3 separate regions of the Homo sapiens genome follow, and regions 1 and 2 are each linked to region 3. Evidence: chromatin contacts called from ENCODE Hi-C or POLR2A ChIA-PET data. All regions are on one chromosome and are shown on one strand. Each heading gives the region's core, a stretch centred on a gene start or an enhancer-like site at or near the end of the contact. The rest is flanking DNA. Distances are from core to core; before and after follow the strand shown.

Region 1 (4,429 bases), core at 750-3,249, 540 kb before region 3:
AGGGGAAGGGGTTCTTATCCCTGACGCATGTGGCGCCTGCTGCTGTGTCATTCCCTTATTGGCTAGGGTTAGACCACCCAGGCTAAACTAATTCCGATTGGCTAATTTAAAGAGAGTGACGGGGTGAGTGGTTTGGTGGGAAAAATGGTTATGACAGAGCAGGTGATCGGAATGAGTCAGGGTGGAGCAGGTGATTGGAATGAGTCAGGGTGGAGCAGGTAATTGGAAAAGGTTGCTTTATGAGGAAGTTAAGTTTAAAAGTAGAAGGCAAAGAATTGAACATACTTTTCTTTGAAAAGAAATTTAGAACTCATATCTAACAATAAAAAGATACAGTTTTTATTTTTAAATGTCTATTCATACATAGAAGATGGAGAATGCACAACAAAAGATTAATGAGTACCAGAAGGGTAAGTTAACAGGTCACTTATAAAAATTGGATCTTTAAAATTATTTGGTAGTTTAATGTAGACTGTTGGGAATTTCATAATATTCAAATTCCAAAGTTTTTTTTTCTTTTAAATACCAAAATTTTTATTTGCCCACCCTCTTGGTTTAGCATTATAAATCAAATCAATCTCTTTTTGACCCAGCGTTGTGATAGGAACCACCATGTTACAATGTGGTGGCAGATGTCTGCTAGATTTTTTCTGGCTCCTCTCAACCTCTGACTGTCACTTCTTTTGTCCTTTCTTGGTTGTCCTTTAACAATCTGTTATAACTCCTGTAAAATAGAGAGTAAAAGTACCAACCCTGTTGTTACCAGGTTTTATGAGGACTAAGCTAGGACTAAGTCAATCTTTCAGGAACATTCAGACTCCAGTGGTTCCTCCTTGATCTTCAGTATAGCTCCTTATCTGTAATGGGCTGAAGAACCATTGAACTGATAAACCAGGCACATGGGTATAAGTCCATAGGCCAGGTGAAGGCCTGGATATAAAATATATGGACTTTGTGATGACCACTACCAACATCCAGCCTAAAGAAGGACTGACTTAGCATTTCCAACACCAATGATCTCATGGTTCCCTGTAGATGTCTCCCTTGTACCTCCATTAAGACCAGAGCTTGAGGAAGGGCCTCTCAATTTCCCCTGCTACACTTGGAATAGTATGAGGGACTCAGCAGAGGCTGGAAACTGAATGACCAGGCCCAGGGAGTTAATGTGGGACACTGACAAACCAATTGCAGAGTTGGTGCCATGTTGAGCATTTATGTTAAAAATTCTTAACTATTCTAAACCATGCTGACATGAACTGTTTTGCAAGTAAGTTTTGCTGTATAGCCATTGTTTTTTTTAATCCTAAATTTCTAGAAGTGAAGTTTGTTAGTATATGCTGTTTGTTTTGAAAGCTTTTGACATATATTATTGCCTTTCACACAGCAAAATATATGGGTATATGCTATGTTACTGCTTATAATGGTTAAGTCTTTTCTAATTTTTAAGTGGTGAAGTTTAAATCAGTACTTTCTATATTGTTCATTATTTGTGAATAAAGGTGGTATGATCACAGCTCACCACAGATTCGATTTCCCAGGTTCAAGTGATTCTCCCACCTCAGCCTTTGGAGTGGGACTACAGTCATGCATCACCACACCGGCTAAGTTTTTGTAGAGGCAAGGTTTCGTCATGTTGCCCAGGCTGGTCTCAAACTCCTCGGCTCAAGCAGTCTGCCCAGTAGGACTCCTAAAGTGCTGGATTACAGGCATGAGGCACTGGGCCCAGCCTATTTATAATTTTCTGTACTACTTTTTCTATTTTTATTTTTCTAAGAAACAAAGATCTCTATAAAAAATTTTTTTGGAGCTTAAATGTGCACTCTTTTGTGATCACTTTAGGAAGTATATTAGTTGGACTTCTTTTTAAGCTGTCTTTGTTGTTTTCTTAATTTTTCATTTAGAATTTTCTTCTACTGACTAGACTAGTTTTTAGTTCTGACTTCCTTAATTATGTTAAAGACTACCACAGTTCCAAGAACACAGAATTAAGACCTGAGTCATTGTTACATTTCCTCATCTCCAAGTCTCTTGTCCTGTCTCCTTTATCTATTGAAATTTGAGGTCTGATGACTTTTTTTTTTTTTTTGAGACGGAGTCTTGCTCTGTCGCCCAGGCTGGAGTGCAGTGGCGCGATCTCGGCTCACTGCAAGTTCCGCCTCCCAGGTTCATGCCATTCTCCTGCCTCAGCCTCCCGAGTAGCTGGGACGACAGGTGCCCACCACCATGCCTGGCTACTTTTTTTGTATTTTTAGTAGAGACGGGGTTTCACCGTGTTAACCAGGATGGTCTTGATCTCCTGACCTCGTGATCCACCCGCCTTGGCCTCCCAAAGTGCTGGGATTACAGGTGCGAGCCACTGCGCCCAGCGTCTGATGACTTTTACTTTATAAGCTCACTGTGTCTTCCACATCTGTCCTTTATTTTACATTTCCCAAGTTTGTATCTTTAGGGCTTACTTTATTGGCAGCTGTACTGTTAGCTTCCTACCTTTGGTCTTTGTCTTTTTCTATTTCATCCTTTTTAATAGTGCCGGGTGGGAATATGTTTTTTCTTTTTTTTCATTTTCTTTTTTTTTTTGATTTGGAGTCTTGCTCTATTGCCCAGGCTGGAGTGCAGTGGCACGACCTTGGCTCACTGCAAGCTCCGCCTCCCAGGTTCACACCATTCCCCTGCCTCAGCCTCCCAAGTAGCTGGGACTACAGGTGCCCACCATCACGCCCGGATAATTTTTTGTATTTTTAGTAGAGATGGGGTTTCACCGTGTTAGCCAGGATGGTCTCAATCTCCTGACCTCGTGATCTGCCTGCCTCGGCCTCCCAAAGTGCTGGGATTACAGGCGTGAGCCACCGACCGGCCACGAATATGTTTTTTCTTATTCAAAAAGCAGGCAGTGCCCCCACTCCTTTTTTTTTTTTTTTTTTTTTTTTTTTGGACAAAGTCTTGTTGTCACCCAGGCTGGAGTGCAGTGACACGATCTCAGCTCACAGGCAATGCCATTTTATGAAAAAGTGTGGGGTATCTTCAACTAACCTAATATTACACCTAATATTTTATTGTATTTCCCTGTTCACAACTTTTTAGTCAGGTATCTATCTGTCTCTTGTTTTTTCATGTATGGCTTTTGCTTTCCCACATTCACACCATTGCTCATTGTGTTTTTTCGTTCTGGAACCCTTGTTTTCTAAATTCTACATATGCTAATCTTACTAATACTAATTCTTAACTAATTTTATGAGTTCATGAAGTCCCAACTTGCAGCATAATTTTTTTGTGAAACTTTTCCTGCTTCTCGGTACTAAAAATAATGTTTCTCTTAGAAGGTTTTTAGCACTTATCATAAACCAAAATTCCATTAAAAGTATCTTTGTATACTATAGTTTATTATTTTATATTGCACGTATTTATCTCTTTATCTTTTAATTGTGTATGTATAAAATTTTTGCATTATGCAGTCCCCAAAAAAGTTAATATATATTATTTGTGATACGGTGTGGATTATTTCACATTCACAGCTCATTATGCCAGATAAGGCACAAAGGTTAAAGAATGTTTTTGTATCTTTGTTTCTTAAAACTTCTAGGAAAGTCATTGCACATTCATACTGCAACTTAACCTATTCTAGAGCTTTGGAATAGAGTATTTGGGATAAGTTATTTTCCTACACAGCAGGGCTAATTTGTGTATTTAAAACAGTTTACTAGAAATGTAGATACACATTTAAATTGAATAGTATACAGTTGTCCTAAAGATTGCTGTAAATTCTGAGATTAGATTGCATCATTTTTATATAGGAACAGTGAAGATTAATGACTTCCTATGTATATGTAACATATTTTCCATGAAATTCATTACTTACTGTGTTGCTGCAGGCTTTCTTTCAGGTATTTCAGGTTTGCTTTCCTATACATACTCATTAAAATATTTTAAAATCACTATGTCCCTTGAATTACCTGCAGTAATGAACTCTAATTTCTGTATTAATAACCCTATGGACCATAGATATTTCATTTGTACTGTTGTTTATGGGATATAAAACACTAGTGTTCCTTCATCACTACCAATTGACAAGATTGTATTAGGATGTTGAAAATACATCTTAAATAATATAAGTTCTTTTTTATTTTATTTGTTTATTTTTTGAGGCAGAGTCTTTCTCTGTTGCCCACGCTGGAGTGCAGTGGCACAATCTTGGCTCACTGCAACCTCCGCCTCCCGGGTTCAAGCAATTCTCCTGCCTTAGCCTCCTGAGTAACTAGGACTACAGGCGCGTACCACCATGCCTGGCTAATTTTTTGTATTTTTAGTGTAGACGGGGTTTCACCATGCTGGCCAGGCCGGTCTCAAACTCCTGACCTCAGCTAATCCATCCGCATCAGCCTCCCAAAGTGCTGGGATTACAGGCATGAGCCACGACGCCCAGCCAGTATAA
Region 2 (4,100 bases), core at 387-2,886, 710 kb before region 3:
GAACAGGAAAAAGGGTGAGGCTACTAAGAAGCTGGAAACAGGCAAAAAGGTTTATAGGATCTGAGGGGTCATTAGTCCAATTTCTAATTGCATAGATAGGCAATCGGAGGCTTGGAGAGAAGAAATGCCCAAGGGCACACAGTTCCAGGCAACAGTAGCACTTGCAGTAAGAACAAGGAGACTCAGCTTACGGTGGCTCATGCCTGTAATCCCAGCCCTCTGGGAGGCCGAGGCAGGCAGATGGCCGAGGTCAGGAGTTTGAGACCAACCTGGCCAACATGGTGAAACTCCGTCTCTACTAAAAATACAAAAATTAACTGGGCATGGTGGCAGGTGCCTGTAATCCCAGCTACTCAGAAGGCTGAGGCAGGAGAATCGCTTGAACCCAGGAGGCTGAGATTGCAGTGAGCAGAGATCACGCCATCGCACTCTAGCCTGGGCAACAAAAGTGAGACTTCATCTCAAAGAAAAAAAAAGAATAAGGATACTCAGGCCAGGCATGGTGGCTCATGCCTGTAATCCCAACACTTTGGGAGACCGAGGTGGGAGGATCACTTGAGGCCAGGAGTTCAAGACCAGCCTAGGCAATATAGCAAGACTCTGTCTCCTCAAAACATTTAAAATAAAAGAGGCTCAAGCGGGCCTGACTGGCATTTGGTCTTCTTGCCTCAGTTCCCTCCTTTGTTTATTTGTTTCCATTCTCTAGTTTGTGGCTATGATTGGTACATATGTCCCCTACTGAACTTTGGATTATTCCTATTGGACCCCTGGGAGCTGTCCTGGCCTTCATCTGGAGTCTCTGCCCCAACCTCTTAGCCTGGAGCTGGTGCTGTTTCTGAGTCTGCTGGCACTGACCCCCTTGGGCTCCTCGCATGGGCCTGTCTGAGCTCCACATTGTGCTGAGTATGATACATACCTAGTATGGGACAAAAATAATGCTTGATCTCAGTGTGCCATAGTCCTGTGTTCCATCCAGTAAACACACTGCTTCCTAGGATTAATGTCTCCCTGCAGAAAGGAAAAGCAAGTTGGAATGTCATTTTGTGTGTGTGAACTGTAAAATGAGTTTGAGTACATTTCAAATTTGCTCTTTCTTGCCCTTTTTTTGCCATCTAATAGTCATGGCCAACTCATCCATTAGGTACAGCTAGCACAGTATCTAGGGACCGAGATACTTTTAAGGGCCTGCAGAATGTTTTAATTTTAATTTCTTTTAAAATCAGAATAAATAAAAATAAATAAATAATAATAAACATATAAAAAGAATCCAGTGTACTTAAAGCCACTGAACTGTATGGTTAAAAATGGTTAAAATGGGAAATGTTATGTATATTTTACCACAATAAAAAAAAAGAAACCAGCATGGATTATATTCATCTTTATACCAATGCAGTTATAAAATATAATTTTTAATATTTATTATGGAGGGAAGGGCCCACAGATTCAAAACTGCCCAAAGCTCATGAATGTTATCATTTGGCCCTGTTAGTAGTTGGTTAATTCATATCAAGGAGAAGTTTTGTATTTATGGACCAAATCATATGGACTGCACTTCTCTCACTTCTTCGTGGCCTAACCAGGAAGGTTACACAGCATGACCCAGATTCCTACCACGTGCCACCTGGTGACAGCTACACAGACTGTTCAGGGGAGATGCTGAGTACAGTGGTTCTGAGAGACTTGTTAGTTTTGGTCTCTGCACAGCAGGTCCTGCCTTATTTAGCACAGTGAAGCTAGACACTCTGAGGTAGTCAATTTTACTCCAAAGGGCATTTCTCATGCTTCTCTTTATTAACAAATCTCTCTCTCTTTGGACTACCAAAACAGTCTTCTGGCAGATCTCCCTGACTTGGCTTTTCTCCTACCCAAACCAGAATTATCTTTGCAAACATATATCTCCCTGGAATAAAGTTATTTAATGACTTCCAACATTTTCATTATTTCAGAAAGCTTGATAGAAATCCCGCTTTAACTCATGAGAGTGCTTTTAAAAGTAACTAAAAAACTGCTTTAGTTTGTGCTAGAATTATACCAGCATGGTTACTACAATTAATAAATTTTGAGGACACAAATTAATTATTTTCCAGACGCATAGTTTGTGTTGCAATGAGGTCTTACACCCATGGATCCTTGGGAGAAAGATCATGAATGGATCCTTGGAAGTGAAAAAGTATGGAGATCCCTAGAAATGTCTCAGCTGTCTGCCTGACCATTCTGGGAGGACAGTATCACTCTGGTCAAAGAGAAATTACTGACTAGCTGACTATGGTACAGAAGGTGGGGGAAGATGAAGAAACATCACATTAAAATTCAGTGCAAAGTGAAAGCTTGTCTTGAGCAAGGGTGAATGACTCAGCAAGAAATTGTTTACAGGATTTTAGTTTCTGCTCTCTGCAATTCTTATATTAAATAAAAAGCGGATTTTCATTATCTACTTGAAGTAATTCCATTACTCACCAGATAACAAATAAGCAACAAACACACTTCCTAGGATATTTTTTTAATCCTAAAGTGAAAGCAGTGCTTAGAATCACAAATGCTTGGCATGTATGGTCATTAACAAAAATTTGGTCTTTGGCAGAGTGAAAGCTTTGGTTTTTAAGTTCAGTTCCGCTTGTTTATCGTTGTAGTGCATAGTTATCATTCCACATTCCTACATTCAATCCCCTTTCTTCTGGTAACAGTCATACACACACACACACACACACACACACACACACACACACTCTTTCACACGCACAAATTTTCTTGGGAAAAAAATATTTTTTTTCCACATTTGGAATATCCTTCAAGACTCCCATAGGCTTTGGAGGGCACCAAGTCCTGTGCTCTCTGCTACTACTCCTTTGAATATCAGAGTGATCACATGTTCCATTCAAAACAAAATCGGGCAGGGCGCAGTGGCTCACTCCTGTAATTCCCAGCACTTCGGGAGGCTGAGGCAGGCAGATCACTTGAGGTCAGGCATTCGAGACCAGTCTGGCCAACACAGTGAAATCCCATCTCTTTTTTTGTATCTAAAAAACTACAAAAATTAGCCAGGTGTGGTGGCATGCGTCTGTAGTCCCAGTTATTCAGGAGGCTGAGACAAGAGAATTGCTTGAACCTGGGAGGCAGAGGTTGCAGTGAGCCAAGATCGTGCCACTGCTCTCCAGCCTGGGCAACAGAGTAAAACTCTGTCACACACACACACAAAAATAAATAAATAAAATAAAATAAGTTTATCATGACTGTAATCCCAGCACATTGGGAAGCACAGGCAGGCAGATCACTTGAGGTCAGAAGTTTGAGACCAACCTGGCCAACATGGTGAAACCCCATCTCCACTAAAAATACAAAAATTTGCTTGGCATGGTGGCGGGCACCTGTAATCCCAGCTACTAACTAGGGAGGCTAAGGCAGGAGAATCACTGCCTTAGATGGAGGTTGAGGTTGCAGTGAGCCAAGATCATGCCACTACACTTCAGCCTGGGTAACAGAATGAGACTCCATCTCAAAAAAGAAAAAGAAAAAAAGAAAAAAGAAATTGAGACAGGATGACAGGATGAGGGCCAGCTTCTGTGCTGACCTATCAGCTCTGCCTCTTGGCCACATACATGCAAGCTGAGAGCAGCCGTTTTGGCTGCACGTCGTAAATTCAGGCTGGGCTGCACTCACTCAGGTCCCTTGTTGGCACTATATTTCTTCCATTTCAAGGATTCAAACACACACACACTCAGTCCATTCTTTCCTTGATTTATTTTCGTAATACAAGTAAATGAATTATTTTGAATATTGGGGTTATAGTACTAAACAAACCAAAGTCCTCCATGAAACATTCAGTAATTCAGGTTTATGAGGTGTAGATGGGCATATTACCTGGTTTGTCCCTAAGAAACACTTAGCCACTCCTTCAATGACTGGTTCAGAAATGTGTCTTGGATGAAGTTCCCTAGAAGCAGAGCCTGAGGCAAGGATTCAGATGTAAGAAAGGCAGGGAATGCTCTTAGAGAAACCTGTAAGGGAGCAAGATAGAGAAGGAGAAGGAGCCAAGTAACGACCTGATGTCAGGTAAAATCTAGTCTTGGTCTGGTTTTGTGTGTGGAGAGGGAAGCTTGCCT
Region 3 (4,374 bases), core at 162-2,661:
GATATTTTGGTGCGAGAAGAACAAATAAGGCAAGATATTTGGACATCTTTCTCAATAGTAGGCCTAATGAGGGACTAAACCACCTTTCTTTTCTGGATTCTTCAGCAGAGAGAGTGATTCTTCAACTGTTCTAAACAGGGAAAAACTAGCATCAGGATGAAGGTCTAGATTTCAGCTGTCCAGCGCTCACTACCCCACCCCTGCTATCAGTGCTAACCCCTCTGACCCTACAGAATTGAGCTCAAGTGCCACGCTCCATGGGAGGCCCCAGGACAGGGACTGACTAGAGCTCTGCCTTCTGTGCTCCCACTGCCACCTGAGCCTCCTTTAGCTGTCCCTGTGGTTACATTCCAAACGCTGGTGCACCTGACCATCATCACCTCCAAACACTAAGAGACCAGGTCTTTCTTGACTTGTATTCCAGTAACTTATATGGTGCTTTTTTTTTTTTTTTCTTTCTGAGACGGAGTCTCACCCTGTCGCCCAGGCTGGAGTGCAGTGGCACAATCTCGGCTCACTGCAAGCTCCACCTCCCGGGTTCACGCCATTCTCCTGCCTCAGCCTCCCAAGTAGCTGGCACTACAGGTGCCCGCCACCATGCCCGGCTAATTTTTTGTTTTTTAGTTGAGACGGGGTTTCACTGTGTTAGCCAGGATGGTCTCCATCTCCTGACCTTGTGATCCACCCGCCTCGGCCTCCCAAAGTGCTGGGATTACAGGCGTGAGCCACCGCGCCCAGCCACGGTGCTTTCTATATATCAGGTGGTCCATAACTGCTTGATAAAATAATGAGGTTTGAAAGTTACATAACAAAGATTTTTGTATTATCTTTGTGTTAGAGAAATACGGGTTGGCTTCATAACTATTTGAAGAACTCTACTCAGAGTTTTGCATAGCAGATGAATGTCAACCCAAGAAAGGTCTCTAATTAGTATTTCACATATATCAGTATTTTTGTCTATTATTTATAGATAGAATCATATATAATGTGCAAAAACCACAAAACAGGTAAGTGTAACTATATTCAAAATGATTGTGAAAGATGCTACTAATGTAGTAATGTTTAATCTTGAGAAAAAATAAGACTAGAGTGTAGATGTGATCAAGATCTGAGTGGCTATTGGGCGGAAGAAGAAGCTGACTTGTTCTGTGTTTCACCAAAGGGAAGAATTACAACTGCTAGACAGAAATGCATTTATACTGAAATGCTTCAATATAAGGAAGACTTTCCTAAAATTAGCCCTATAAAGCAATGAGTTTGTATGAAGTGGCTGGGTTTCTTTTCATCTTTTCACCACAAGTATTTAGGAAGAAGTTGACAGGATTCCTGAATTAGGTGGGAGCTGGGACTAGGCAGTGCCTAATTTCTCTACTGGCCCCAACCACTCAGACTCTGAGGTCACTGAGGACAGAGAACATGTCTTACTCAATACTGTATTCTTAGCACTAGCTTGGCGGAAGTTCATGTAAAAACGATGGAGGATTTTTAGCACAGAAAATTTATGTACGAAAATAAACATTAAGAATTTGATTTATCATAATTCCATGTCCCCTCTCTCAAGTTAAAGTCAATTTCAATATATATTATTAAACCACATTTTTCTATTGAAGATTTTTGTCCTTATTTCTTGATTCTGAATGTAAATTTATCTTAAAGTATGAGTTTTCTATCTAAAATTTATATTTATATACTCAAATACTTTATATTATTTATGAAATTACTGTGTTAAAAATTATAAAACTTTATAATCTGTATCCATTCGTGCTTATTTTTCTCCTCTTCTTTTTGAATTTTTAAAATCTGCAAACAGTTTGACTGTTAGGCATTTCCTATTTTTAGCCTGTGCTAACCTACTTATCTAATACTATAAGACAATGTATTTGTATTCCATTTTTCCATAGCCTAAATCTCCTTATTCAGTGGCCACACTTCATCAGCACATTTGTTGGTTTCCACATCACTGATTCAGCACTTTAGATGGCTGAGGCAGGAGCACCATCTAGTGGTGAAGCATGTAGCTGCTGACTCTACACTAATTATTGTTTTTCTAACTGCTCTCTTCTAGGTAAATAAAATTCATCATCATTTAAAATATCAAATAAAATTTTACAATAAATCATAATTAGAATAACTATTTTCTGCTAGTGAAATAAATGAAATCTGACCATTTTTCACCAAGGGATCTTTAGTCAACTTGATATATAAGTTAAATTGTAAGTCAGTTTCCTTTCTTCTTGGTATCTATTGAATTAGAAATCTCTAATTCACAAGTATAGGTCACCAGGAATGGAAATGTTTGATGGCTCTGTCATATAGTTTTTGAAAAATGAATTAAATACAGACATAGAAGTTACAAATAATTTTTACTATGTATGTGTACAGAAGAACAAACTCCAATGCTGGAAGCCTGGCTCTCACTTGGCAGGAGTGGTGAACAGATTTCTAATTCACTCTTTGGTTAACATGGCTCAGAAAAGTATTTCCTTATGGTCTTCTGTAGAGTTAGGACTTTAAAAAATATATCTAACAAAAATTTTTTTTTCTCTCTTAAGAGGAAAAGTTTTCAAGGGGGAAGAGTTGGTAAGCTCTTAGTGTGAGCAGTCTCCACTATAGCTTAGTCATCTTAGGAAAATCAGTACCTTGCCCTCCACAAGGAAAATCCTGGCATTTCAGCCTACAGTGGTGGATTCTGGCCAATCAAGATACTGAATATATCACTAAGACACACCATTGGAGCAAGCCACAGAAATATCTCTACTGCCAGCACCAGTGTCATAAAGAAGTATTTTAAATCTCATCGCTTATTTTAAAAACTCAAGTTAGCACTTCTTTCCTCAAAAGTTGGCATATGTTGGTTTGGATAAGCAAAACCTTTTATTCACTGGCAATTTTTGCACAGCATGCAAAACTGCACTCAACGGCTATGATTTGCTGGTATTTCTAATCTTCATTTTCATTCAATATCAAAGGCTTATTTCTCAACTTCTAAATCTTTTTGGAAATAAGAATACAGACTGACTTTAGGTTCAATCTCTTTTTTTGGGTAATGATGTCCTTCTTTGCTGTACAAATAGCTGATGGTCTGTCTTTCCAGTCTAAAAACAGCTGACAAAATAATTAACTAAACAAACAGCCTTTCCTGTAACATAGATTTTCAATGATACATAGAAAATAAAAGTTTTCTAACTTTCCTTCATCATATATGTACCTCACATAAGCTAATACTTGGATCACACTCTATGTCAGTGGTTTCTTCCAAATGCAAACTGAAAGAACTGAGTAACACTAGCATGCAAACATATTAATTGTTCTTCTATACTGTATGCCACGAAGATTATATAACATTCAATAGAGTCACATGGTAACTGATTTTGCTTTTTCTGAGATATCTGTCATTAATTCTGAGGCTGATCTTTATATGTTTCTTAGAAATAGTGTGATCTTAACTGTTTTTGCTGTGAGCAGGGTAGAGAACGATGTCTTTTTAATTTGGTCACTTTTATGTCTAACAACAAAATTAATTTCATACTAGAAGGCCTTATTTTACATTTGTTCTAGAAAAACTCACTGTACTCTGAAATAATGCAACAGTTTCAATGACTTCATGCCATTATTTGACCAAGTTTCATAACAGAAAAGGCACTGAGGAGAAGATAACCAGTCTAATACAATTCTATTTCCAGATAATCGTTTTTATACTTTTTATTTGCCCTTTTTGTGAGTTTATCACAATGGCAGTTATTCACTTATCTCAGTACATATTCACGTGAAATGTTCCCAATTAGGTCTTGTTTACTATTTATGTTATGGTGCTGTTTTGAGTTGCCATATTATCATCATTTTATCACAAGTATTTTATACTTAAATGGCTAGTTCTGAGTAATGGATTCACTTTTGTGCATTGGAGATAAAGCAGCACAATGTTAATAACAAAGTGAAATTTAACAAATGTAAAGTTACATACAAATGCCATGAAAATATTACAGCAGAGATAATTAACTGTACTCTATTAATTCGCCAGTGTAGTTCATTTTGTTCAACTATTATTAACATGACGCTATTTCTCAGAAAATGTGAATTATATGTGAACAAAATGGTTTCATGGCTTTTCACTCTAAAATCATAAAACTTCCTGGGGATGGCTGGGTGCGGTGGCTCATGCCTGTAATCCCAGCACTTTGGGAGGCCGTGGCAGGCGGATCATGAGGTCAGGAGATCGAGACCATCCTGGCTAACATGGTGAAACCCCGTCTCTACTAAAAATACAAAAAATTAGCCGGGCGTGGTGGTGGGCGCCTGTAGTCCCAGCTACTTGGGAGGCTGAGGCAGGAGAATGGCGTGAACCCGAGAGGTGGAGCTTGCAGTGAGCCGAGA

What was found. Hi-C counts contacts between places; a loop is a spot of excess contacts on that map. ChIA-PET counts read pairs that join two places held with the same protein, here RNA polymerase II (POLR2A). Pooled maps may share reads with other maps.
Region 1: a map of K562 shows a loop between it and region 3 (22-fold over the local background). The contact joins two enhancer-like sites. A Hi-C loop is called at or near these places in 3 of 168 maps with a recorded cell type or tissue (Caco-2, K562 and naive thymus-derived CD4-positive, alpha-beta T cell), 3 of 37 single-sample maps with no recorded cell type and 10 of 50 pooled maps. POLR2A ChIA-PET finds 5 or more read pairs at or near these places in 2 of 52 experiments (WTC11 and activated CD8-positive, alpha-beta memory T cell).
Region 2: a loop to region 3 is called in a pooled map, with 5 times the contacts of the local background. The contact joins two enhancer-like sites. A Hi-C loop is called at or near these places in 6 of 50 pooled maps. POLR2A ChIA-PET finds 5 or more read pairs at or near these places in 5 of 52 experiments (OCI-LY7, Panc1, activated T-cell and 2 more).

Annotation. Positions count from the first base shown.
Region 1 is chr3:136,613,926-136,618,354 of GRCh38, reverse strand. All of the region lies in intron 3 of STAG1 (STAG1 cohesin complex component), which reads left to right. Among named protein-coding and RNA genes, the nearest start is that of STAG1, 140 kb to the left of the region's middle. Within about 2 kb of position 1,999, at least 2 of the 41 ENCODE cell types and tissues checked have a DNase peak (open chromatin) inside an H3K27ac peak, as active enhancers do.
Region 2 is chr3:136,785,172-136,789,271 of GRCh38, reverse strand. No RefSeq gene overlaps it. Among named protein-coding and RNA genes, the nearest start is that of SLC35G2, 32 kb to the left of the region's middle. Within about 2 kb of position 1,636, at least 11 of the 41 ENCODE cell types and tissues checked have a DNase peak (open chromatin) inside an H3K27ac peak, as active enhancers do.
Region 3 is chr3:136,073,033-136,077,406 of GRCh38, reverse strand. All of the region lies in intron 6 of PPP2R3A (protein phosphatase 2 regulatory subunit B''alpha), which reads right to left. Among named protein-coding and RNA genes, the nearest start is that of PPP2R3A, 110 kb to the right of the region's middle. Within about 2 kb of position 1,411, at least 4 of the 41 ENCODE cell types and tissues checked have a DNase peak (open chromatin) inside an H3K27ac peak, as active enhancers do.